Regions from separate parts of the Mus musculus genome. Here all the other regions are linked to region 1. Evidence: chromatin loops called from intact Hi-C (ENCODE). Cell type or tissue: heart. All regions are shown on one strand.

What was found. A loop is a pair of places that touch in the nucleus more often than their neighbours do. Peaks named below come from ENCODE experiments on the same cell type or tissue, not always from the same donor. Only the 100,000 strongest peaks of a DNase experiment are listed, where the experiment ranks them.
Region 2: a loop joins it to region 1, with 7 times the contacts of the local background. A loop is called at or near these places in 20 of 42 quality-filtered maps.
Region 3: it touches region 1 in a loop (2.9-fold over the local background); 5 of 42 quality-filtered maps call a loop at or near these places.

The regions. Positions count from the first base shown.
Region 1 is chr6:86,005,946-86,013,945 of GRCm38, forward strand. Gm33319 (a long non-coding RNA gene) reads right to left here and starts at 1,964. Exons shown (of 5, transcript XR_003956459.1): 1 at 1-1,964. 4930553P18Rik (RIKEN cDNA 4930553P18 gene) reads left to right here. Exons shown (of 2, transcript NR_155305.1): 2 at 1,915-3,408. In heart, a CTCF peak has its summit at 4,213 (motif pointing left); no DNase peak of the experiment used is centred here; H3K27ac peaks cover 245 bases.
Region 2 is chr6:85,832,723-85,840,722 of GRCm38, forward strand. It overlaps a transcript of Nat8 not described here. Among named protein-coding and RNA genes, the nearest start is that of Nat8, 4.4 kb to the left of the region's middle. In heart, a CTCF peak has its summit at 4,301; DNase peaks (open chromatin) are centred at 2,179 and 4,799; H3K4me3 peaks cover 344 bases.
Region 3 is chr6:85,582,765-85,590,764 of GRCm38, forward strand. Alms1 (ALMS1, centrosome and basal body associated) reads left to right here and starts at 4,767. Exons shown (of 23, transcript NM_145223.2): 1 at 4,767-5,262. The coding sequence starts at 4,882. In heart, a CTCF peak has its summit at 4,230 (motif pointing right); a DNase peak (open chromatin) is centred at 4,827; H3K4me3 peaks cover 2,314 bases; H3K27ac peaks cover 1,317 bases.

The DNA.
Region 1 (8,000 bases):
AGTGTGTAATTTCTGAAAGTACCTCACAGCCACTCATGATAATGTTCATTGCATAAGCTGAAGGAAAACTCAAGAATTATTTTCTTAAAAATGAGTGAATGAATGGGCAGGTGGCTATTAGTTAAACTTTGAGTGACAGTCATATTTCAATCCACATGTGTTTATAATCATGAAAACTCAACCATAATGAAGAACTGATCAATATATATTACTAATTAGAAATGTAAGAGGCATATGTGAACCGAACAAAGTTTGCTTAAATTGAAGAGACTGTAAACACAAATTAGGCACATTCCAAATTGACATTAATTCATGGAATAGCTCTTTGAAAAATATAGAAAACAGTACGTGGCCCCAAGAAGAAAGAGGCACAATATAATATGCAAATATGGCTCGAGTCTATCAGTAATGGAAAAACCCAAATGGATCTTTTACATCAAGTCTTCCAGAACACACAAAGTTAATTTGAGGACATGCTCATCCTAAAATGACCCAAGAAAATTCAGACTTTTTTGATGGACTGAAAATAAAAATTGATCACAGAACACTATCAAATGGATTTGACAAAACAGTAATTCCATATGCTGAAGATAAATTCATTCCAGAGATCCAATTTCAGTATACTCAAGCCAATGAACATAATACATCAAAGAAATGATATTTTATATGTATCATAATAAATGTGTGTATATTTATACTGTGCATCATATTGCTGATCCTAACAATAAAGTGAGACCTAATAATATCTCTGCTTTCTTCTGTAAAACATTTATATAATTCATTATTTTTGTTTATTTCTGTAACTTCATTGTGTAGTCTTTTAAAATCAGATGATTTCACCTTATTTCTATGTGTGTGTGGATTTGTGCACATGGGTTCAGTGCCTGTTGTGGTTAGAAGAGATGATCAGATGCCCTGGATCTGGAGTCAAGCGACTGTGCAGCGCCTGCTTCCCCTAAAGAGCAATGGATGCTGTTACACACTGTGTCTCTCCAGCCCCATTGTGCAGCCTCAGGCATCAAATGCAAATAAGGGTCTCAGCTGCACGTGGGGAAGACCTTTCCAACAAAGCTGTTCAAAACACCTAGCTCTGGTTTGGATTATAATAATGTTTTAGGTACCACGATGTTGAAATAGAGAGTCTGACACACACATACACACATACACACACATAACCTGGAATACCAGTGCCAATATTCCCAATGTAAGGAACTTTCCAAACTTGGCCATGATGAAACACATCTGTAATGCCAACACTTGGGAGTTGCTGCAGGAGGATCACCAGTTTAAGGACAGTCAAGGCTACCTAGCCATTCTGTGTCAGATGGCTAAATCCTTACAACTTTGCCTGTCAAATGTGGGCATCCCCTCAAGGACTGTAAGGTCACTTTCACCAGATGACTCCAACACTGCAGTGAAGTTACTGGTCCCTTTTCACAGGACCAGTTACTGTATCACAAGTGACTCTGGAAAGTATGTGCAATGATAATGGGGAGACACTGACTAAGACCATGAGGAGAATTGGGTGGGAGTGGTGGGTCCCAGATCCATTCCCATGGCTGCTGATGACATCCTGATCTCACCTATAGGCTGAGAGCTATCGGCCTTCAGTGAGTTTCTTACGCCAGAGGCTGATGTGTGGGGACGTGGCTCGTTTGGGAGAATGCTCCTGTTTCAAGCCCAAGGCCCTGGGTCAGTTCCTAGCACTCCTAAAATCTGTCCTGGTGCTTGCCCATAACCCAGCACTGGTAGCCAGTGGCAGGAGAATGAGTTCAGGATCCTCCTGGGCTACCTAGGTTATGTGGTCTAGCCTGGGTCACATGAGTCTCTCTTTTAGTATACTATGTAAAGTATGTGTTCTTTCAAAAAGGAGTTTTCCATGCCTTACCCATATTTCCTTTGTTCTTGTTGCAGGACTGCAGCCATGTCACCTCCCTGAGCAGCATGGTGACTGTCACAGATTTGTGACTAGCTGAATCCCACACACTTTCATCAGTGTGTGTGTGTGTGTGTGTGTGTGTGTGTGTGTGTGTGTGTGTGTAGATTCTGTGTATATTTGAGTTTTGTATATGTATATATGTAGGATGGTGTAGATATCTATGTATATGTTCAACCTATGTCACATATGTTACATCTGTGTCATGTATGTTCTCTGGTGTGTGTGAATGGCATATGTGCCCATTCACAGAGTCTAGAGGAAGACACTGATATGTCTCTATTAATGAACCTTATTTCAGAGTAGAACAGTATATTAGGAGTTCATAGCAACTGGAAGTTGATTTTGTTAGGTGGTATATTTGCTAACAGGTTAAGATGGGATTTTCTAGCTGGGAACCAGTATGGACCTAAGAGCCCTGTGCACCCACTGCTGGCCAGCCTTGCCTACCTCAGGATGCCTGAGGACAGGTTGTAAGGTTTGTGAGGACACTGTCAATTTTCTGTGAGAGACAAAGTTTAAAAAGTGAGGCACAGAACTTGAACCCAACTGATAAACATGCCAAGTGAAGTTTCTGACTCAGGTGAGCTTCGTTACTTTTTGCTTGACTGTAAGCCCAGATGCAATTTCAGGTAGAAACGGAAGTTCCTGGTGCAGACAGCATGGTGTCTGCTTTGTGAGATGCTTGTCAGCAGGCTATGTGGTACCCAACACCATGGAAACTGGATCCTGTTGATGGGGATGCTCTGCCGGGCTCCCAGGAGAATCTTCCAGGATGCTGTTTGGATCTTTGCACTTTGATGATCACTGGCTACTGAAGCTCCAGAGTATCACAGGTATGATAGGATTTCCCGATCAAAGTGGGCTACCTCACAAGCTATGTGAAACAAGAGGAGATGACTGTAGCTCTGTGGACTGCATCAGGGTTGTCTCATGTGAAAGAGCATGAGGCAGCCCTCCTCCCCTCCTTGTACTCCACGTCAGCCCTTCAGATTGTCCAGTCCTGCAACCATGTTGTCCTGATGGCCAATCATCCTGACTGAGCACTATGACCACCAATCACAGCACAGTACACTATGAGTCTGTCTGGCCTAGGGAGGGTCTGCTTGCCTGAACATGTTTCCTGGAAGTCTGGAATTGCTTTGAAGCTGTAATGACCTTACTGCAGAAGGTAGTGCTTGCTTCTGTCCAGCAATAAAATGGGTGTCCTGCAAAGGGATGACACGACAAATTCATTGTCAGCGGCAGATTACAATGCAAAGCTCACTAGGAACTGTGAGTGGGTGCACAGTCTCTTTGCTGCTTCTGCTAATGATGGCCTTGCTGAGAAGTGACACTACCCAGAACACAGTCATTCTCCATAAAGCTCACAGAAACTCATGTTCTACTTATCTAAGTGTATTTTGAAACAGATTTGCAGTTTCTTAACAATGCTATTTAATTCTACAATAAAAGTTGACTGGTGTGTCCTGCTCCTGGGTCTGCTCTCTGATCAGGCGTCATAGACACGTTAACTGAGGTGTGATTGACAGTGAAGATTAGCGAGGTGCTGGAGGGCAGCCTTGTCCTAGCTGCTCACTTATTTCTCCTCTATCTCATTTCCCCCCTTTCTGTCTTTCTTGTTTTTGGTTGTGACTGGATCTCAGTGTGAAGCAGCTAGGTAGCACAGGCTAGCCTGGAACTTACCAAGATTCTCTTGCTCCTGCCTCCTAAGAGCTGGGATTAAAGACTTTTAATTACTACTGTTACAAAGTTTAAACCTCATCCTTGACGTTGTCTATAACTATTCTTGATTATGTTTACTCCTCAATGCCCTCTCCCATGCTCCTCCAAGTCTTCGCAAAACCTCTATCCTAAACACTCTCCTTCTGTCAAGTCTTATTTAAATGTACATTTATCTACTCTGTCTCTCTGAGTATGTATATGCATGTGCGCATGCATGTGCGCCTGTATGCCAGAGGCTCTGTGGAGTTCAAGATAACTTGCAGGAATCCAGTTCTCTTCTCCCACCCTGTGGGATCCCTGAATTAAACTCTGCTTGTCTGGCTTGTGTGGCAAGGGTCTTGTCCCATAAAGCCACGTTGCCGGCCTCATTTTCTGTGTTTGAACATCCCAGTGAGTTTAATTGGGATTTCTTGTTTGTGCATGCTTGTGGGATTCTATTAGAGCCTAGGCAACTTCCCATTCTCTACACCCCTAAAGAAAAATGATTCCTGTCTCCCAAACAATCAATAGCTCCCTGCATGCTGGACTGCTGAAGGGCTCCACCTTGTGGAGCTTTCGTGGAAGTAACTGCAGTGGCTGGGTTTCATGAGTGCAATGGTCTTTACCTGTCTAGAAGAGAGGCTGCCACAGCACTCCTCCCCAGCCTCCATCTCTCACATTGTTTCTGTGCCATTTTATACCTCCTGAGCAGTAAGTTGTGTGCATGTGCGTATGCGTGTGCGTGTGTGTCTGATATAGATATCTCATTTGGGGCTTATCACTCAATACTCATTCTCAACCTTTTGAAGAGTAAGGAGTCTATACATTAACCACTCCCCATGCAAAAGAAGCCTCTTTGACCAACAGGGAAAGCAGCACTAATCTATGGATTTACATATTTACGAGGCAGTTTGTTTCCCTCTGGGCCTTTATGCCTTTTCAGAGTTCCAGATTGCATCCAGCGTCAGGGTTCAGTTGCCTAGACATCCACCCTTCTAAGGTCACATGCTGACTCTCCCAGGGCCACACCTAGGACGTCGAGTGAAGTTGAAGCCAACACTGAACTTTGCTTTATGAACTGAGCTGCTGTTCCAAGGTCGTCTAGACTTGTGCGACTAACATGACATCAATGAACTCCTTGGGTAGAGAATGATTCCTGATGGGACCCTCAAGGGCAGCCAGGGTTGGCAAGCGTTGCCCCAGTCATTCCTGCCTGAGAAAGGTGAGCTCTCACCCGTCTCCACAGTCAACACTCAACAAATGTATCTTACATGGGAGCCATCCTGGTGACCAACGCATCACTACAGTGTGCCATGTTCTTACCACTGGCCCTGTGGATAGCTCCAGTACATGAGTACCGGAAGTCCATCTGTAAGTGTCCTCTCTGCGCATGCTCCCATTCCAGCCCTGCCCTTGCCCAGAAACCCTCTTTTTTCCACTTCTCCCATTCTGTCCTTCCCTATCATGCTCTCCCCTGCTGCTGGCTGGTCTGGCCTAAGTGAGGACAGAGGCGATCTCTCTTCACATGAAAGCTGACCCAGGAGACACACCCCCCCCTCCCCTGCTGCCTCTCACCACGCTGTTGGCAGGTGCAGAGTGTTAGGAGAGGTTGCTCTGTTGGTACAGGACTGGGATGAGCATTCAAGGTCATCACTGTCCATTCTCCCAGATAAACAGATGAGAGGAAAAGAAACCCTTCTGGTTTGCGGTGCTCTCCAGAGCACCACTTACTTTGAAGACAGTGTGTGGGCTCTAAGGAAGGCTCCGTGCTCAACCGTGAATTGGGCTTACCCGTGAGGATCAGAGTTCAAATCTCGGAACCCACACGGTGGCTCACACTGCTCAGTGCTCCCTAGTTCCCGGGGATCTAACTCTCTCTGGGGACCTCAGCTGTCACCAGGAATGCACATACCTACAAACACACACATAAAATAGCCTTCTAAATAAAAAAACCCCAAGAAAAATAGAAACCCCTAAGTCCAGGGCTCTGGGAATGTTTCTGTGCACAGGTCTTGCTAGGTGTGCTCAGGCTTGAGGCAGCACTGGGGGACTGACAACAACTCCCGGAAGGAGAGCTGAAGCGTCTGGAGTTCTGGTGGAAGTTGGATGTGCCTGGCTACCCCAACACAGCAAGACAGTGCGACTCGTGGGAATCTTCTCCAAGTGCACATGGGATTTCCCCTCAGCCTTCAGCTGTTCCAGCCTCACACCAGACAAAGCACAATGGCACTAATTCTGTGGGCCCTGCAGACCCTGGGGTAGCAGGCGGAGGGCCTGAGGAAGGAAGTGGCACACAGGAAGCCACTTCTGTTCTTGCTATTGTTTATTGTCCTGGGGCACAGCCATAGGCCTTGCTTCTTAGTTTTGGGATGAACTTTGTCTATGTGCACACTTTTCATTGAGGCCCAAGGCAATTAGGTAACTCATCCCGAAGATGAAAACCCAAACACTTGCTGGGTATGCTGCCTCACATCCTGATAGCGGGGAAGAGAGGCATTAATGCTATCATTACTTTTAGCCTGCTTGAATTACATAGTGAGACCCTGTTTCAAACAAAGCCAATTCTAGGGAGGAGGGGAGACACCTTCTGAGGCGCTGGTGCTTCTCCATCAACAAGCGCAAAGAACCTCTCAGGCGCATTTGCCTGTTAGCTTAGTAAGTGGCACTCGTACTCCCTGAGGCCTGCAGTGTGTTGGCATCTCTCTCTCTCTCTCTCTCTCTCTCTCTCTCTCTCTCTCTCTCTTTCTCTTTTTTTTTTTTTTTTGAGACAGGGTTTCTCTGTGTAGACCAGGCTGACCTTGAACTCACTCTGTAGACCAGGCTGGCCTCAAACTCAGAAATCTGCCTGCCTCTGCCTCCCAAGTGCTGGGATTAAAGGCACGAGCCACCACAGCCTGGTTGTGTGTTGGCATTTCTGAGCAGACACTTAGTCATGGCTGTTTTGGGGGTGGGTAAGATTTCTATATAAGGCAGGCTGGTCTCAGATATTTGATGATTCTCCTGCTTCAGCTTCACTGAGCTTTGAACAGCAGTGATATTGATGTTCTGTTTAGATCAAAGCTAGAGATATAGGGTGCTCATATTCTAAAGTAGCATGGAGCTACAAATTATCACTGTAGCTGCCAGAAGCCATAGGACACTGGGTAGAAGGTGCAGGTAGCCATAAAGGACTCCTTATTGCTCACAACACATGGCCAGGGCTCTGGTCTCTCTGGCTACTTCTTCAATGGTTGATTTAGAGGATTTAGAGGAAGCAGAGGGATAAAGTTCTTCACAGACTGACTGCAGCCATCTGAGGAAGCAGAGGTTCTCTAGCCAACTGGGGGAAATGAGTACCCACTCTCGAGTGTCTGCCCTGCATGTCTGTGACACGGATCGCTTGGTAGCAAGAGCCGGCTGTAACACCGAACACCACATGGTTTGTGCTGTTGGTATTCTGGGTTCCCCAGCATTCTCATCCAGAGATTTCTGAAAGTGAGACCATAAGTGGACAGGTTTTGGGATCACACACATTGTGATGGGAATCCAAGACAAAGAAGAAACCATAGATCCCACAGTCATCATGAAGTGACACCCAGACCTGGTCTCCTGGGGACAAGGGGTAGTTTCTCCAGCAAAAGGGTATACACTGGAGGAACTGGTCATACTATTACAGAAATGCCTGTTTAAATGAGTGTGTATACACACCTTCGCACTTACAGGAGCTTTCTGCATTTGGGTGTGACTATATAAGTGTGTATGCAGGTAAGGATCTTTATGAGTGTGAGCATGTACTTGTAGGTATGAGCATTCATGAATGTGTGCCTGTGTGTGTTCACGTTCATGTGTGCCTTTACGTGTAGATGTCTATGGGTCACGTACATGTGCTCATGTGCATGCAGACTAACAGGAGCCTGTTTTCAGGTCAGAGGGCATGTTTGGAGTTGGCTCTCTTCATCCAGCTTAATATGGGCTCAAGAACTGATCCCAGGTCATTAGACTTGCACAGAATAGTTGTCAAGGGCTCCACTGCTGCCCTGGGAGCCTCTTACCACAGCTCAAAGGGCACTAGTGCCAGAGAGAGGGGTGAGGAGGCTGGGCTGCAGTTGGGAGGTAGGAGGGTCCACGCCCCAGAGGGATGCTTGTGGATTCACTCTGCAGCATGAGGCTGAGGGCTGCAGAGTCTACTTCCCAGCTGCTTCTCGCCTCACTCCTCCGTGTGCCCCAGCAGTTGTGCCCATTACTGTTTGGAGGTGTGCACTGTTGTGGGCTCGGGTGCATGTGTGCCTAGCACATAGCTGTGGAGGTCAGAAGACAAACTTGGATGATATTTTTCAGGCACCTTCCAATTTCTGAGACAAGGTCTCTCAATGGCTAGAAA
Region 2 (8,000 bases), 170 kb before region 1:
CCAGACCTGGACAAAGGGTACCTCTGTGAGCTCTAAGGGTTGCTCAGTGGTGGAGCACTGCACACCATCCCCACTCCTGTCTGCACACAGCCCAGTTTAAAATGTGGACTGGGTTAATGATTTCAGATATTTGATGTGAATGTAAAAAAAAAAAAAAAAAGTTCCACCAACTGGGGACCATTCTAGTGCAAGTCGTCATATTTGATGAGTGTGTTTGTGTGTGTATGTGACAGAGGAGAGAGCTTTTGTCTGTTCGCTTTGTGATCCCCACAAGACTAACATGGAGAAGCAAGCTCCATGATAGATCTTACTCCTGTGGAAGGCTGCCATCCCTCTTCATGGCTTCTTCATGTTATACCATCTCTTGCCCAGGATTCACGAGCGCTTTGCCTTAAAGGGCATTAAAATTCATTAGGGGAAACAAAACAAGACTGAAACCCAGTCAAGCAGCAGCGCAGGAGCTTCTGGGCTTTCCCTGCCCTCTGTGTCTTTATGTGCACAGTGCTCCCTTGGGGCTTCTCAAAGCCCAGAACTCTAAACCTTGGGAAGACTTGAAGGTGAGTTGGACTGTGGACTTTCCTGCCATTCTAAGCACAGGATGAGCTTCCTGCAACCAAATGCCGTCCCGAGACACCCGAAGCTTCCTAGTTCCCTCTGCCCCAGCATCCCAGTGTCAGTGATATTTAGCTGATTAGTCTAAAGTTCACTTGTATTTCCTGAGAATAGGAAGTGTGCCTTTGCTGTTAAGGGTCAGTTCTTTGTCATCTTGAAGAGGTTCAGTCCCAAAGACCCCAGGTTGCTGGAGATTCAAGCCACTGTGATCCCAGGTAGCTGATACTCTACAGATACTGATGGCCCCTGACAACAGCATTCCTAGTGACCTGGTAGAGAGGATTCTGGTAGCAAGAGTGTACATGCTCCCGGATGGATGGAGGTCCTCAGGGAGAAAGGGTGGGAGCACCAGGCTCCCAAGAGACCTACCATCATAATTCAATGTTGTTTGTACCTAAGGCAGAATGTAAGCCACCATTAATTCAATAACATAAGCACCCCAACAGAAGTAAAGGACCACTGGGAACCCAAGAAAACCTACATAGAGATGCAGATGTAAGGCAAGATGAGGAACCCTGGCACCCCAAAAGAAGAGAAGAATATCATGCAGCCAAGAATAGAAGCACTCAGATAGGGATGTAGGACTTCTATGTATGCAGGAGTGAGGGCATGGGCTCTGGTTACCATCAGGGTGTCCAGAAGTCCCGAGACTTCCTACAGTGGAGACATAAGCCACATAAAAGTAGGTTTGGGGTGGAGTGCTGGAAAGGTGGCCCAGTAATTAAGAGTGTTGGCTCTTCTGGCCTTCATGGGCACTTCATGCACGTGGTGCGCAGACATACAAACTGGTAAAGCACTCATATGCATAAAAATAATGTATTTTTAGAAAGTAGGTTTACAAGGATATTAAGGCTCTAGAGTTTTGGTATTGGGGGTCCTACCCCCATTCCATACTTATCCTGTTCAGACGATTATGGGATGGACAATTAATAGGAGTCCACTTTTATCTTGACCTCCACAGTTACCTTCTGGGAGGTCATGATGTTCTGAGGGCACGGAGCTAGAGGCAACAGAGACCTCTATCCCTCCTTGTGCACTAAACATCCCATGCAAGAGCCCTAGCATCCCTTCCTCAGGCCCCTTCCTCACTCTTACCATGTGACCACCCTGTTCCAAGTTCAAACTGACAGCAGTGTCCACAATAAGAAGCTGTGTGGGTACTAAACTAGGAGCCCCCCCCCCCAATTCACAGAGATAGAATGACAGGCAGAGGCTGATTCTCCAAATACAATCTAGTTCAGTGGGGAATCTCAGGGCATTGCAATGCTGTATATGTTGCCCACACAGGGCCTGCTTTCCAGTGGCTGGCCCAAATAAAGGAGAAGACTTATGTAACATCCTTACATAACCTCTCTTGGCAACAAAGACAGAAATGGAGAGGTTATCAGACAGGTTAGCAGACAGAGCAGCACTGTTCCCACAGTGGCAGACCAGTACAAGATTGTGGTGACCTTTTAGCAAGATGCAGTTCTAGTTTAGTCTTCAGTGAGTATTGCTAGTTTTGGGGCACACACCCTCCAGATCTCTCCTCTGTGACCAAGCAGCCTCCTTTGGTGACTTATGCATCAGGGGAGGGTCTGACTGAAGTGAGCCTGGGCAGATGAAGATAACCCACACAGCATCTCTGCAATTTACCAACACATCTGTGTCCTTGTGTGTGTTCAGTGGAATGGAGGATTTTCACAGAGATGTGGGCTGAGGATGGGCTTTAGGGCCTGTCTGTCCTCAGCCCTTGCAGTCTGGCCCTCAGCCTCACTTTCCAGAGCAGAAGCTTCCAGGCAAACTCCTTCCAGATTGGACAGAATCCATCTGGAAGAAGCTGGCCAACCAGGCTTCCCTGCCTCCGGGGAGGTGATAAATTCCTTCTGGCCTGAGTTTCTAATGGCCTGGAGTTGTTAATTAGTGTGGGGATAAGCTCCCTTGGGGGAGTGTGGGGTTTCTAAGCATAGCAGAGAGAGTGCAAAGGTCCTGTGCTTTCTTGATGCTGAGCGCAGCCCCACCCTCCACTCTGCTGATTTCTGAACTCACAGTTCATAGTTTCAGGTTGTCATGCCCCCTAACTCCAGGCAGATTCCACATCTCTAGTGAAGTTACAAAGCCAATTTTTGAGGTTCACTTTTCTATATAAAAAATCCTTAAGATTTATCTGTGATACTAAAAGGGTTAGGCCTATTTGATATTTTTCTGGTTTTGACCCCAAATGGGTCTTTTCTTTTTTCTTTTCTTTTACTTTCTTCTTTTTTTTTCTTTTCCTTTTTTTTTTTTTTTTTTTTTTTTTTTTTTGAACAGATAAGGCTGAATGTCAACCGAGCAGCGAAGGAGACTTCTATTCTGAGCACATGCCCTTCTAAGAAATTCTATTTGGACTTCCTGGTTTATAAGCTGAGGGTAGGACCTAAATTGTCCATGCCTGAGGCTCCACAGAGTCAAGAGAGACGCTGAGCGTGGAGCTTTAAATTGGAGGCAATGCAGACTTACAATAGAACCCATTAGGGTTCATATCCTAGCCCTGCCTCTAATGACTGTCTTTAGCTTTCAGTCCCCTACCCTATTTGTGTAGTTGGGGGGGGCGGGGGTACAAAGTGGCACCTCCCACTGAATCCCTAAATGCACTGTATACACAGGTTTGGTCTCTTCCATTTTTCTTCTTCTTTTTTTCTCTTTTCTTTTCCTTTCTTTTCTCTTTTTGTGACTTTTAATCCTTCTAAATGTTTTTCTTGCTTCTTGCTGAAATCTCTACAACATAAAATTAAGCTTTTGCACTATGAGACTTTGCAGCATTTGGCCCACTGGCAATGTTTTGGTTGCTGACATTTCTCAAATGCTAGCCATTCCCAGTACAGATGCCACCCGGTATTCCTACAGCAGCAGCTTCCTGGTCTGTCTCTGTAAACCCTGGGCACCAGGGCACAGTCTGCACTCGATCTAAGGTTTTGTCTTGGCTCTTCTGGCACAGTTCCTACTTGCTACGAGGACTTCAGCAGCCTGAGGCACCACTGAACCTCCTGCTACTCCTAACTCACCGTGTGACCCAACAACCCAGTCTGCCCATCCAGGCATGGGTACAGGCACCTGCGCAGCATCTCTCCACCCTTCAGGAAGAGCTGAGCTAGCCATACTAGACTATAATTGGATCCCAGACCTCTTTGGAGATGCTCCACTCATACAACATCCTGGAAAACGACCTCAGGTTTCCAGAAAAACTCAAATCATGTTACTTGCCTTGGGGATTGAAGATGCCTTGTATCCACTTCTGGGTTGAACGGGTCTCAGGCACTTTGGCAGCTGGTGTCAGAGACGAGGCTTTCAGGAACACAGGCCTCAATCTCAATGACTGCCACGATGCAAGTTGGACACAGTATGTATCTTGGCTCAAGAGTTGGCAATCTTCCTCTGCCCTTGAAGAGTTCTTGCGTCAGAGTTCTCGTGGTGAGACAGTCTTCACATTATCCCCCTTCTTAGGTACTGTAGAGCTCGCTCCCTGGCCCCTGGGAGCTTCCCAGAGAACTCCACTGAGGGTGAAGGGAAGACCACTTTGTTCTTGTGAAGCTGGTGTTGCCACCCTCAGATTCTAAAGTTTAGATGCAGGGACGACGCCATTGTTGGGGTTCCAAGGAGCCTCCTGTGGGTCTCCAGAACTTCCTTTCTGGCTGAGGGAGGGAGCAGTCGGTTGTAGTAAGAAGCACTGAACTCGTGGGGGCGCTCTTTCCTAGGAAGACAACCTGCCCTTCCCGACGCTCTTGCTTTGGGATACCAGCATGGGAAGACTTGTTTCCTTTTGAAGTTTCCTCGGATGATATCTTTAATGCTGCCTTTATTTCCAGATGAGGAATAATCGTTAAGACTAAAATAGTAGAGTTAAAAGGAAAGATCAAGCTAGGAGTCCAGCAGGCTAGTAGAGACTTCCACCATCAAAACTTCCTTCAGAGAAGCAACAGGTAGGTGGTGTGTGTCATCACAAGTGGGGAAAAGTTTTGAAAACAGCAGGAGGTGGCTTAGAACCGTGAGTGAGCTTGTCAGTGAACTTGTAGAAAGGTTTTTAGGAAAGTGTGAGACAGATGATGAAGGCAAAGACCAGCTTTCAAGGGAATGTGGGGATTGGAGACTATTGCAAAAGCAATTGCTAAGGGCGCTACTGGCAGGAGCTTGTGCTAATCCTTCCAAATGCCCCTGTAAGGAAGCCCCAAGTGAAAATGTAGCTAGCAGCAGGGGGCGGAGTGTGCCTGACCGCCTCGACAAATAAAGTGAAAGAGATTAAGGGAGGCACATGTTAAATTCAAGCCTCCCCATAGGCGCGCGCGCGCGCGCACACACACACACACACACACACACACACACACACACACACACACACACACACAGAGAGAGAGAGAGAGAGAGAGAGAGAGAGAGAGAGAGAGACACACACATGCTTAAGCATCTGCATACATATGTTCATCTACCCATGTGATTAGGTGCGTTACATGCTTGCCACATTCACTTGAAAAATGTTAAATTGGCCATTTTGTTTTGTGCAGCCATGGAATTTTCTGTCGTTAATAGTGCGAAACAAAAGCCAGGCAAATGTGCATTTCACCTTGACTATGGAGGTGGTGGATTTTTGTCTTGTGCCAGATGTGGAAAAAACTTTCTCCCTTCTTTCTTCTTTTGCACTGGTGGGAGCATGTGTGTGAGGCTTCCATCCACATAGAAACCACCCCAGTAGTTTACTTGTTTAAGTTTCTGAGGACAATGGGAAACACAGTGGCCTTGATATTTAAATGTGTTCCTGTTGTGGCTCTCTGTCTCCATCACTTTCTGCATTCAGCTTTATTTTCCTGCTCCTCCATCACTCCTGGTATGAGTTTTGTAAAAGATGATGTTCGAGGGAGGACACATTGAGGGGCTGTGTGTAGATTCTGAGGAAGGAAATAGGGTGCAGAGGATCATTTTTCATTGTATACATGTTTGAAATTCTCAAGAATAAAGAACATTATAATTAAAAATAAAAAGACCACAGTTTTAAAATGAAAGGTTAAATTAATCTAGCAGGTTTGTCAAGCTTCACACAAAGCACTGAGTTAGCTTTGTGCTAAGTGACATTTGCCTGCTGCCAAATGGCAATTAAGTGGTGTTTGTCTCTCACTTACTCTTTGTCCTACAAACTCTCTCTGTTTGAATTCTCTGATGTCCTTTTCCTTTTCTGTCCCTTTCACATCCATTAGGACTATGAAATGGCAAAGTTAATGGTTTGTCTTTCTAATTAAGAAGTATTCACATCTCTTTTGTTAAATCTTTTAACCTGAATTTGAGCGTCTCCATTTGAGCAAAGTCCCGGTAAAGACTGTTTAAAATAAAAGTAAGGTGTGGGCTTATATTTTTCAAAACCTACTTTAATAAGTGCTCTTCAATGCTTTATCCTCCCTTCTCGCCCACCACTCGCCAGAGGCAGTGGAAAGGAAAGGTTAATAGGGCAAAGGTGAATGCGGACCTGTTTAGAAAGAGTTCTTTGTAGCAAATCCAAACTGCGTTGTCAGAATATCAGCAGTTCAGTTCATATGAATCCGCATCGGTAGCTTGATCCACTTGCAAACACCATTCATGAATCAGCAAAGGCAGTTCTCTCTAGAGGAAAGCTCGAGGCCCTGTCAATCAGCCCAAGTCTTTGGAATTAGCAAGAAGCCACTGGAAGACCAGAAATTCTTTGATGGCGTTTCTCTCTACAAAGTCACCACAAATGATGATCAGCAAAGACAGGCAATGTGAACCAATACCACACAGCCTTGTCATTGAAGACCAGCATCAGCAAAGCCCAAAGATGACTAGCAAAGACCTCTAGGGACACTAGGCCTGCCTGGTGTGTGTGTGTGTGTGTGTGTGTGTGTGTGTGTGTGTGTGTGTGTGTGTTCAGGCAAAATACTTATACAGGTAAAAATTTTAAATTAAAATGTTTAAAGCAGAAAGGAAAGGTGGATTTTATTAACATGTTTCCAGTATAATGAGATTTGGTCTCTGAAGAACACTTTAAGTGTTGTCTTTACCTTAATATTTAGAAATACTCAGCCTGGGCTGGGGAGATGGCTCAGCGGGTAAGAGCACTGACTGCTCTTCTGAAGGTCCTGAGTTCAAATCCCAGCAACCACATGATGGCTCACAACTGCCCATAGTGGGATCTGATGCCACCTTCTGGTGCATCTGAAGACAGCTACAGTGAGTGTTTAGTTCCCAGCAACCACGTGAGGGCTCACAACCATCTGTACAGCTACAGTGTACTCATATACATGGAATTAAATAAATAAATAATTAAATAAATAAATAAATCTTTGAAAGAAAGAAAGAAAGAAAGAAAGGAAGGAAGGAAGGAAGGAAGGAAGGAAGAAAGAAAGAAAGAAAGGAAGGAAGGAAGGAAGAAAGACTCAGCCTACTTGGCCAGGTGTGGTGCTGAACGCCTTTAGTCCTGGCACTTGGGAGGCAGAGGCAAGTGAATCTCTGAGTTCAAAGCCAGCCTGGTCTACAGAGTGAGTTCTAGGACATCCAGAGCTACACAGAGAAACCTCATCTTGAAAACAAAACAAACAAAAAACAAAAAACAAACAAAAAAGATTTAGAAACACTTTATATTAAAGTTCTATCTTCATACTCTCTTGGAGAACCAATATTGTGAGCTTTTAAAAATGACCACAAAAGGCTTCTCAGGACGCTGTGGGCTCTGACTCCCTCTCCCCATCTCTCTGGTTCAGCTTGACTGTTCCTTCCCTTTAAGACGGGGTAGGTTACTTTGCTAGGCTGCTGGCAGGCCAAGAGGAAGCCTTTGATGAAACAATTGTGAATAGCATAATTCATTCCAAGCAGAGGCCAAGATTAGGACATCAGCTTCCACTGAAAGGCATCTGTGGTGTGATGCACATTTTAATGACCTCTTGGCTCACAAACACAACAACACAGGCACCTCTGCTATGAAACCTGGGAGTTTTTCAAATAGTGCCCTAAAGACAAATCTGTGAGCCTCGCAGATTTTGGTTTGTTTTTCCTTTTCACTGCACGTTATCATTGTTTACTTGTCAAAAGTAGCATTGACAAATAATCCTTATTTTTCTAGTTAAAAAAAAAAAAAAAGAAATGCTGTTAGGTTTTTGGAGCGTTTCAGGCTGATCCTCTATTATTAGATTAGCTGTAATACAGTGTCATTTCTCCTGATTTCAAACGTAGTATTAACTTTTTTTTTTTTTTAACATTCAACTCTCTTTAATCCTAACTCAACTCAAGGTCTTAAGATTTGAGAGCTTAATTAACAGTGGCATTTCTGGCTAGCAGGCATTTTTTGCTATATACTTAATTATTATAGTCAGCACCAGACATAGAAAATATATGGCTACCTTCTGTTATATGTGCACTTGGCAAATATCAAA
Region 3 (8,000 bases), 420 kb before region 1:
TGCTCCCTGACCTTAAAATTGTCTATTGTGGCAGAAAGAGCTTAATGGAAGTACTGTAGTAATTCCCTTTGCTACTACAGTTATAAACTAAAGGGAGTTTTTGTTTGTTTTCTGAGACAGTCTATGTAGACCTGGTTGGCTTAGAACTTCCTATGTAGAAAACAGACTGGCTTTGAACTCTTAGAGATCTGCCTACCTCTGCTTCAAAGTGTTGGATTAAAGTCATGCGCCACCTGAGTTTAAGGGAGTCTTTCTAGACAATACCATGTGGGTTTGTGAACAGTGTGAGATAGATCTTTTCTCTGTGTAGGCTGGCATCATCCAATCAGCTGGGGCCCTGGGTAGAACTCTGTCTTTTGTGAAGCCCAGATTCTTTGTTTGTTTTTGTTGTTTGTTTTTCGAGACAGGGTTTTTTCTATGTAGTGATGGTGATCCTGGAATTCACTCTATAGACCAGGCTGGCCTTGAACTCAGAGATCTATTGCCTCCTGCATGCTGGGATTAAAGGCATGTGCCACCACCACCACGCAGTTTGTGAAGTCCAGATTCTTTACGTCTTGCTCTTGAATCTCAGTTTTGGGATTGCATCAGATTCTTGAGTCCTTATGCCTCAGATTTAAAGTTATATGTAAGATTCCTTGGACCAAGATCCCTGAGTCTCCAGCCTGTTGTGGGTCTTTTCAGCTTCCATAACCATGTAATTTTTATCCAAATTCCTTATTATCTTTCACATGTATATCTCTGTATAACACCTTCTCTCACTTTGTCTAAGAAAGAAGAAACTTATAGAAATTGCAGGTCTTTTCGGGCGGTGGTGGCACACGGCTTTAATTCCAGCACTTGGGAGGCAGAGGCAGGCGGATTTCTGAGTTCGAGGCCAGCCTGGTCTACAGAGTGAGTTCCAGGACAGTCAGGGCTACACAGAGAAACCTTGTCTCGAAAAAAAAAAAAATTGCAGGTCTTTTTATGACCTTCCTCACCGTGAGCTTCCGGTGTCAACTTTCAGGCTGTTCAGACTGTTATTAAGCCAAATGTGAGATAACCAGGGAAGTCAGGGGAAGGGAAGTGGGTACCTTCTCACTTCTGAAATGTTACCATCTCAGGAATAGTGAAATTTCTTCCACAGTCAGAATTCATAGACCTGGGAACCAAATGAGTAAAAGCAGTTGTGAATTTTCAATGTAAAACTTTGAATTTTGTCACATTTCTGTCTCTGGGACTCTGGATTGATAGAATTAGTTTTCAACAAGGATGTAACAAGAGCTCATATGAACGGGAAGTTGATGCTTGATGGTTTACTTTTCATGCACTTGGCTTAATAAGTCAGAAAGGGGCTTTCTAATTGGTCAAGCAAATGGATTCGGATTACCAAGGGAACTAGAGAGAGTATGACAATGTGGAGTAAGGAGAGACTATATCTGGAGAGAGATTGCTTATGGGTTAAGAGTACTTGTTTTTGCAGTGGTCCTGGGCCCCAGATGGTGGCTCATACTACCTGTAACTCCAGTTCTAAGGGATTCCATAGCCTCCTTTAGCCTCCTCAGGTACCAGGCACACACGTGGTGCACATACATAGATGCAGAGAAACATTCCTACACATTAATAAATGAATCTGAAAAAAGTGTTTTACAAGGAATATATCTGGAACACAGGTGATTTTCTGGGGGCGTTCTGTTAGAATGACCTGTCTAGCAATATCATGTAATGGAAGATGACAGTCACCTTATGTAGGTAAGATTCTCTCAGAAATAGTTTGGAGTCACCTAATGGATCAAAGACCCTGTGATATAGGCTGAGACATGAAGTAGATATGAAAAGGGTGAAAGCGATATGCTAAGGTTTGTGTCCAGTTGCAAAAGTGAGGAGTGTTGGGTTATTGTGTTGCTCCTTACATTATGATTATAAATTGTGGCTATGTAATTGTCTGTTTTGAGTCATGCAGCTTCATGCTTCTTGTGATTTCATCCTGTTTCATACAACGTGGTTTAGTTGCACTATGCTGATGTCTTCAAACAGCACTTCGTTCCATTTTTCAAGACTGTGACTTATCTGGGAGGTTCTGCTTTGCCAGGTGTGTGAGCTAGATTGCTTCTTTCCAATGCATTTCCTTTTCAGTTAAAATGAGTAGAGGAAGCTAAGCATGGTGGCTGATGCCTATCGTTCTAGTACTAGAGAAGTTAAGAAAGGATCATCCCAACAGGTTCGAAATCAGCTACAAAGTTCCAAGACAACCTGGGCAACAGAGTGAGATCCTACGGCAAGCAAGCAAGCAAGCAAGCAAGCTGACCAGATTAGTCACTTCTAGTACTTATAACTGGAAAAAACAAAAACAAAAACAAAACAAACAAACAAACAACAACAACAAAAAAAACCCCAAACCTGCTGGAATAGATATGGATACCTGAGAGTGGGTTCCAAACAAAAGGTCTTGAAAATGTGGGCTATCTGGAATTGATCATCATGCTCAGTGAGACTTGGCCTCAGTTACTTTTCTGTTGCTGGGATGAAACATCCTGACAAAGAGCAACTTAAAGGAGGAACGGCTTATTGTGGCTCACAGTCTGAGGGCACAGACCAGCAGGGTGGGAAAGTTCTGGTGTTTAACACAGTGAGTCACATCACACCCACAGCCATGCGCAGAGAGAAAGGAATATACGCATGTTTCTTGATTGTTCTCAGTTCAGTTTTTCTCCTTTTTCTAGTTCTGGACCCTCTGCCTAAGGAGTAAAGGCACAGACAGTGAGCGGGACCTTCCAACACAAGTCAGTTTAAGACAATCAGTCTCTCACAAGCAAGCAGGCACACATGTGTTAATTCCTCTATTCTTGGCTGTGGATGTGGTGTGACCTGCTGTCTCGGTTTTCCAGTTGTGATGGACTGCAAATAGCGCGTGACTGTGAGCTAAAATAAACCCTTTTTGTTAGGTATTTAATCACAGTGACAGAAATGAGAGCAAATGGAAATTTAATGAATACTTAATTTTCCCTTCACTGGTTTATTATATATTTCTTTTATGTTTTCCTAAATTTTCTGGTCCTTTATCATATTTTTTGTATGTATTTATCTGCCCATCTATTTCCCCAATCACACAGATATACACACACTTATATACATATACATTTTTCTATATATGCTACGTATAATCATTTTTTGAAGCTGTTAATGGATTTCTTTAGCCATTGGTGGCAATGATTCATCCTACATGAGGGTTTGCCACCTGGTGTCAACTGAAAGTTACAGTGAGCCTCTCTCCTCCCACACAAACACCTGGAGGTGCCCTTCACTCTTTGCTTGTCTGAGGACCCCTAGTTGCTAGCTGGGAGAGGAAGTCAAGAGTTCTCCAGTAGGCAGACAGCTCTAGGAATCCCAGGGGAAGCCAGGACTCCAGTATTCTATTTGTTATCTCCTGGCCTGTCAGTTCAATCTGTACTCTGTTGCTCTCTCTTGACAGTGTTCGCTGAGCAGCTCCTTAAATGCCAGAGGCTGTTCCAGACACTAGGCACAGTGTTGTGGCTTCTTCTGGGGAGACATGGACAAATGTCTCTCTGTGATGGTTTGAATTAGAAATGATTCGTTTCACAGTTGGTTTAAGAGGTACAGCGTTGCTACTGGAAGCCTGTTGGGCAGGATGGAGGGTCATGTGCTTTTACCTGCTAAGCCATGCTGCCTGCCCTCTTTTAAAGACTTTTTTTTTTTTTTTTTTTTTGTGGCAGTCTGTCTATGTCACCCTGGGTGTCTTGAAACTCCCTATGTAGGCCAGGCTGGCTTTGAACTCAGAGATCTACCTGCCTTTTCGTCTCAAGTGCTGAGAATAAAGGCGTGTACTACCTGATCCAGCTACCTTTATACTATTGTGTGTGCACTCAGTAAAGACAATTTAGGGGAGTTAGTTCTTGCCTTCCACTTTTATGTGAGTTCTGGGAATCAAACTCCAGTTTGTGGTGTAGATGCCTTACTGGTGGAGCCATCTCTTCAGCCCTGAGGGTGTGTGTGTGTGGTTTCTTTCTTTTCGTTTTTTAAAAAAAAGATTTATTTATTTTATTATTTATTTATTTATTAATATTTCTGGGTTTTTTTTCAAGACAGGGTTTCTTTGTGTAGCTCTGGCTGTCTTAGAACTCAGAAATTCGCCTGCCTCTGCCTCCCAAGTGCTGGGATTAAAGGCGTGCGCCACCACCTTCTTTTATTTTATGCATGAGTACACTCCCATTGCTCTCTTCAGAGACACCAGAAGAGGGCACCAGACTCCATTACAGATGGTTGTGAGCCACCATGTGGTTGCTGGGAATTGAACTCAGGAATTGAATCCGTGAGCCATCTCTCCAGGCCGGGGTTGGTTTCTTAACCTCGTTTTATAGGCGCTTCTCACACAGTTGCTTGTGGTTTAGTCAGATCCCAACTATCTCTCCTCTCTTCCCTCTCTCTCTCTCTCTCTCTCTCTCTCTCTCTCTCTCTCTCTCTCCCTCTCTCTCTTAACTATTCACTCATCCCATTAGATTCACTACTGCTAGGTAGACTGGCACTAACCTTAAAATTTGTAACTTGCGAACGTGACTATTATTGGTTTATTCTAGGGCAAGAGATAAAAAATCATGGGTGACTTTGTGCAGGACCCCTAGCGTCCCCAAAGCCCGGACTAGGTTTATTGTGAGCATACGGTACTGTGAGCGAGGTCTAGTGACGCTCTTCTGCGGCTTTCCCGCGCTCCCCGCGGGGCGTCCCTAGCAACGCGCGGGCTGGTTCTCAGCTCCGCCCCGCGTGAGGCAGTGAGGGCAGGTGCGCCTGCGCGCAGCCGCAACCGCCAGTCAACTCGCTTCCCCTCCCTTCCTCGCCCCTCCCCCTCTCCTCCTCTTCCAAAGGCGCCTGGAGCGCGAGGCCAACATGGAGCCTGAGGACCTGCCGTGGCCTGACGAGCTGGAGGAGGAGGAGGAAGAAGAGGAGGAGGAGGGCGAGGAAGAGGAGGGGAAGAAAGAGGTGGAGAACGCCTCGGCGGCGGCGACCGAGGAGGCCCTGACCTCTGAGGAGAGTGGGAGACTGGAAGAGTTCGAAGAGGCGGGGCCCGACTTGGATTTTAACTACGAGTCCCAGCGGCAGGAGAGCTCGGACGAAGAGGAGGACGAGCTGGCTAAAGCCTGGCTGCAGGCTCACCCCGACCGTCCTGGCAGTGCTTTCTCTCTGCCCCCTCCCACGCCTCCGCCTCCGCCTCCGCCTCTGTCCCCGCGGCTCCGGTACACCCCAGTGGAGCATCTGGGCAAGACTGAGGTGAGAAGCGGCTCTGTAGCCCGGAGCTGGGCTGTGGGGAGGAGCGGGGCTGAGGCCAAGCGACTGTAGAGATGCTTGAGCTACTGAACTGGGTCCAGGATATCGGGACCTACGCGCTGCGGGTCGCCTTGCTTATGGACTGTACACCTTGCTTGTGGGGCTGGCAGGTTCTTTGTAGTCTTAGGTTCTTCCTGACATTGACAGCTCCGTGTTTCCTGCGCCTCTCAGTGGATCCGTTTTTTTTTTTTTTTCGTTTTGTTTTGTTTGTTTGTTTTTGTTTTTAAAGTAGGGCAGATAAGACAGATGGCGCTGGGAGCCGGTACTCCCAGAGCGAGCAGTTAGAAAGGCTTCTTTGGCAGGAGGTGGGAGCTGGGGAGGGAGTCTAGGGAATAGCTAACTGGTGGAGAGACGTTTAGCATTTAACACCTTAGTTTTATTGAAGTGCAAGAAACATCCCCCCCTCACCCCCCCCCCCCCACTAGGAATTATTGTTGGTTAAGTATTCTGCGTGAGCTTTTGTGTGTCTTCCCGCCCATTGTGTGTCTTTGCACTTGTAGCAATTAATAGGTTCCTAGCCAGTGGCAGGAACTTGGAATGAAAGAAAGCTTGTGAGGCAGCTCTGGTCTGGAAAATTAGAAAGCACCAAGTTAGGACCAAATAGAGGAAGAGCCAAGTTTACAGAGGTCCTACCAAGATCATTTTGAAACTAACCGTGCTATTAATGCTTTTTAACTATCAGGAACTGCGTTGTTGGTCAGTATGGTCACGTGTGGTTCTTTACATACGAATTAGTTTTAAGTAACACTAGAAAGGCTGGTGGTGTATTTAAGTGGTAGAGAGGTCTTGCCTAGTGTGTGCAAGGACTTGAGTTTTCAAGCCCTAGTATTGGGGAAGGGGAATGAATAAAATTAGGAATTCAGTGATCCTGTACACTTCTCAAGTGCTTAATAGACCTGCTTAGTGGCTGTCACGTTGGACAAAGCAATTGCAGAACAATTTCATTATCACAGTGATAGTATGGACTGTGATTGTCAAAAAGCAATACATGATGTTTGCTTGCTAGGTGGTATTAAATTCATTCAGCTTATACTTTAAGTGTTTACCTTGTACTTGATACTAAGGAAATCATGGTGAACTAAACTGCTGCCTTCCTAGTGTTCCCATTCTAAAGAGGGAGGCAGATAAAATTCACATGATCTCATAAGTAAAACTGCTATATACAAAAATGCATGCATAAAAAAAATGAATGCATGAAATAGGTAACCTGGACTTGTCAGTGAGGTTGGGGAGTTACCTTGAAGACTGCAAGGCTAGTAAACAAGGGGTTAAACAAAGCATAGATAAAACAAGGCACTGTTGGTTAGCAAGAGTGTGACTTTTTCACATTTTACATTTGTTTTTTATTTTTTATTTTATAGGGTTAGGATTGAACCCGGGCCTTTAAGCAAGCTAGGCAAACATTGTACTTACTGCTGGACCACATCATTTAAAGCATGACATTTTCAAGAAAAAGAAGGCCATCGAGTTGAGTCTGGACTATAAGGCTTTATGTGTTATGCCAGGCATTTTGAGGCTTTATCTCTGGAGTTTTGGGAAGTCAATAAAGAAGTTTGTGATCAGATTTGTATTCCAGCAAGAAAATTAATAGTGTAGCTAGCTGTGCTAGCAAGGGGGATTCGAGCAGCCTGACTAAGTGAAGGACAGTAATTAGAGGACCCGGGCAATGCTGTCAGGCAAAAAGGGTTTTAGAACAAGGAAGTGAGCAGGGTGTGGTGTCGTATACTTTTTAATTCCAGCATTTAGAGCAATGGTTCCCAACCTTCCTAATGCGACTCTTTTCTATCTCATGTTGTGGTGACCCTGAACCATAAAATCACTTCATAGCTGTAATTTTGCTACTGTCATAAATCCTAAAGTAAATGCAGGATATGCAACCCCCAAGGGGTAGAGGCCCATAGGTTGGGAACCTCCGATTCATAGGCAAAGGCAGGTGGGTCTGGAGTTCCAGGCCAGCTTGGTTTACATAGAATGGGGAAATTGATGGGAATAGGAGAAATAGGTTGTTTCGAGATGTTTGTCATGCCAGAAACAGGGTTGATGGGCTGGTGACATGGTGCTGTGAATGAATTCACAAGCCAAAAGGGCAGAAATAGAAAGTTTAGGTTCTTTAGTGGGGAGCTTTTCTGGCACTGTTCAAGTGTCATGGTGCTGCTCTCTGGTTGCTTAGGTCTTGTCTGGTGCGACTCCTTGTGCATTTCTTTTCTTTCTCTTTTTGTTTTCTTATGACTGTGCAGTTGAAGGTATGAGTCACAGGGGGTCAAATTTCTGATGGTCTAGTGCGCTCATTAAAGAGTGGAGACAGTGATTTCAGTATGTTCTGAGACAGGCTGCAGCCAGGGCCTGTTAAGCTAGATCTTTCTGAAGGAGGCAGGGCCTTTGCTTTGAAACCTAGCCTGCTTTGAGGCCAAAACAAAATAGCCTTGCTCTGAGATTAGAATAACTTGGCATACACCACCCATCCCAAAATAACATTAACTTTTAGAAAGCAAAATCGTGGTACTTCATAGTGGATTGGATGTGGAGGGTAGTGTCCAGGTATTAGGTTAGTGAGTAAATGCTTGTGCTGATTTTGAGATGGACCGCATCTGTGGTGGCTTTGAGCAGGTGATGAATTGTCTGGGTGGGTGATAGATTGAATTTGGTTTTAAAAATTAGAGAAGTGGTCTGGGCTAGAAATT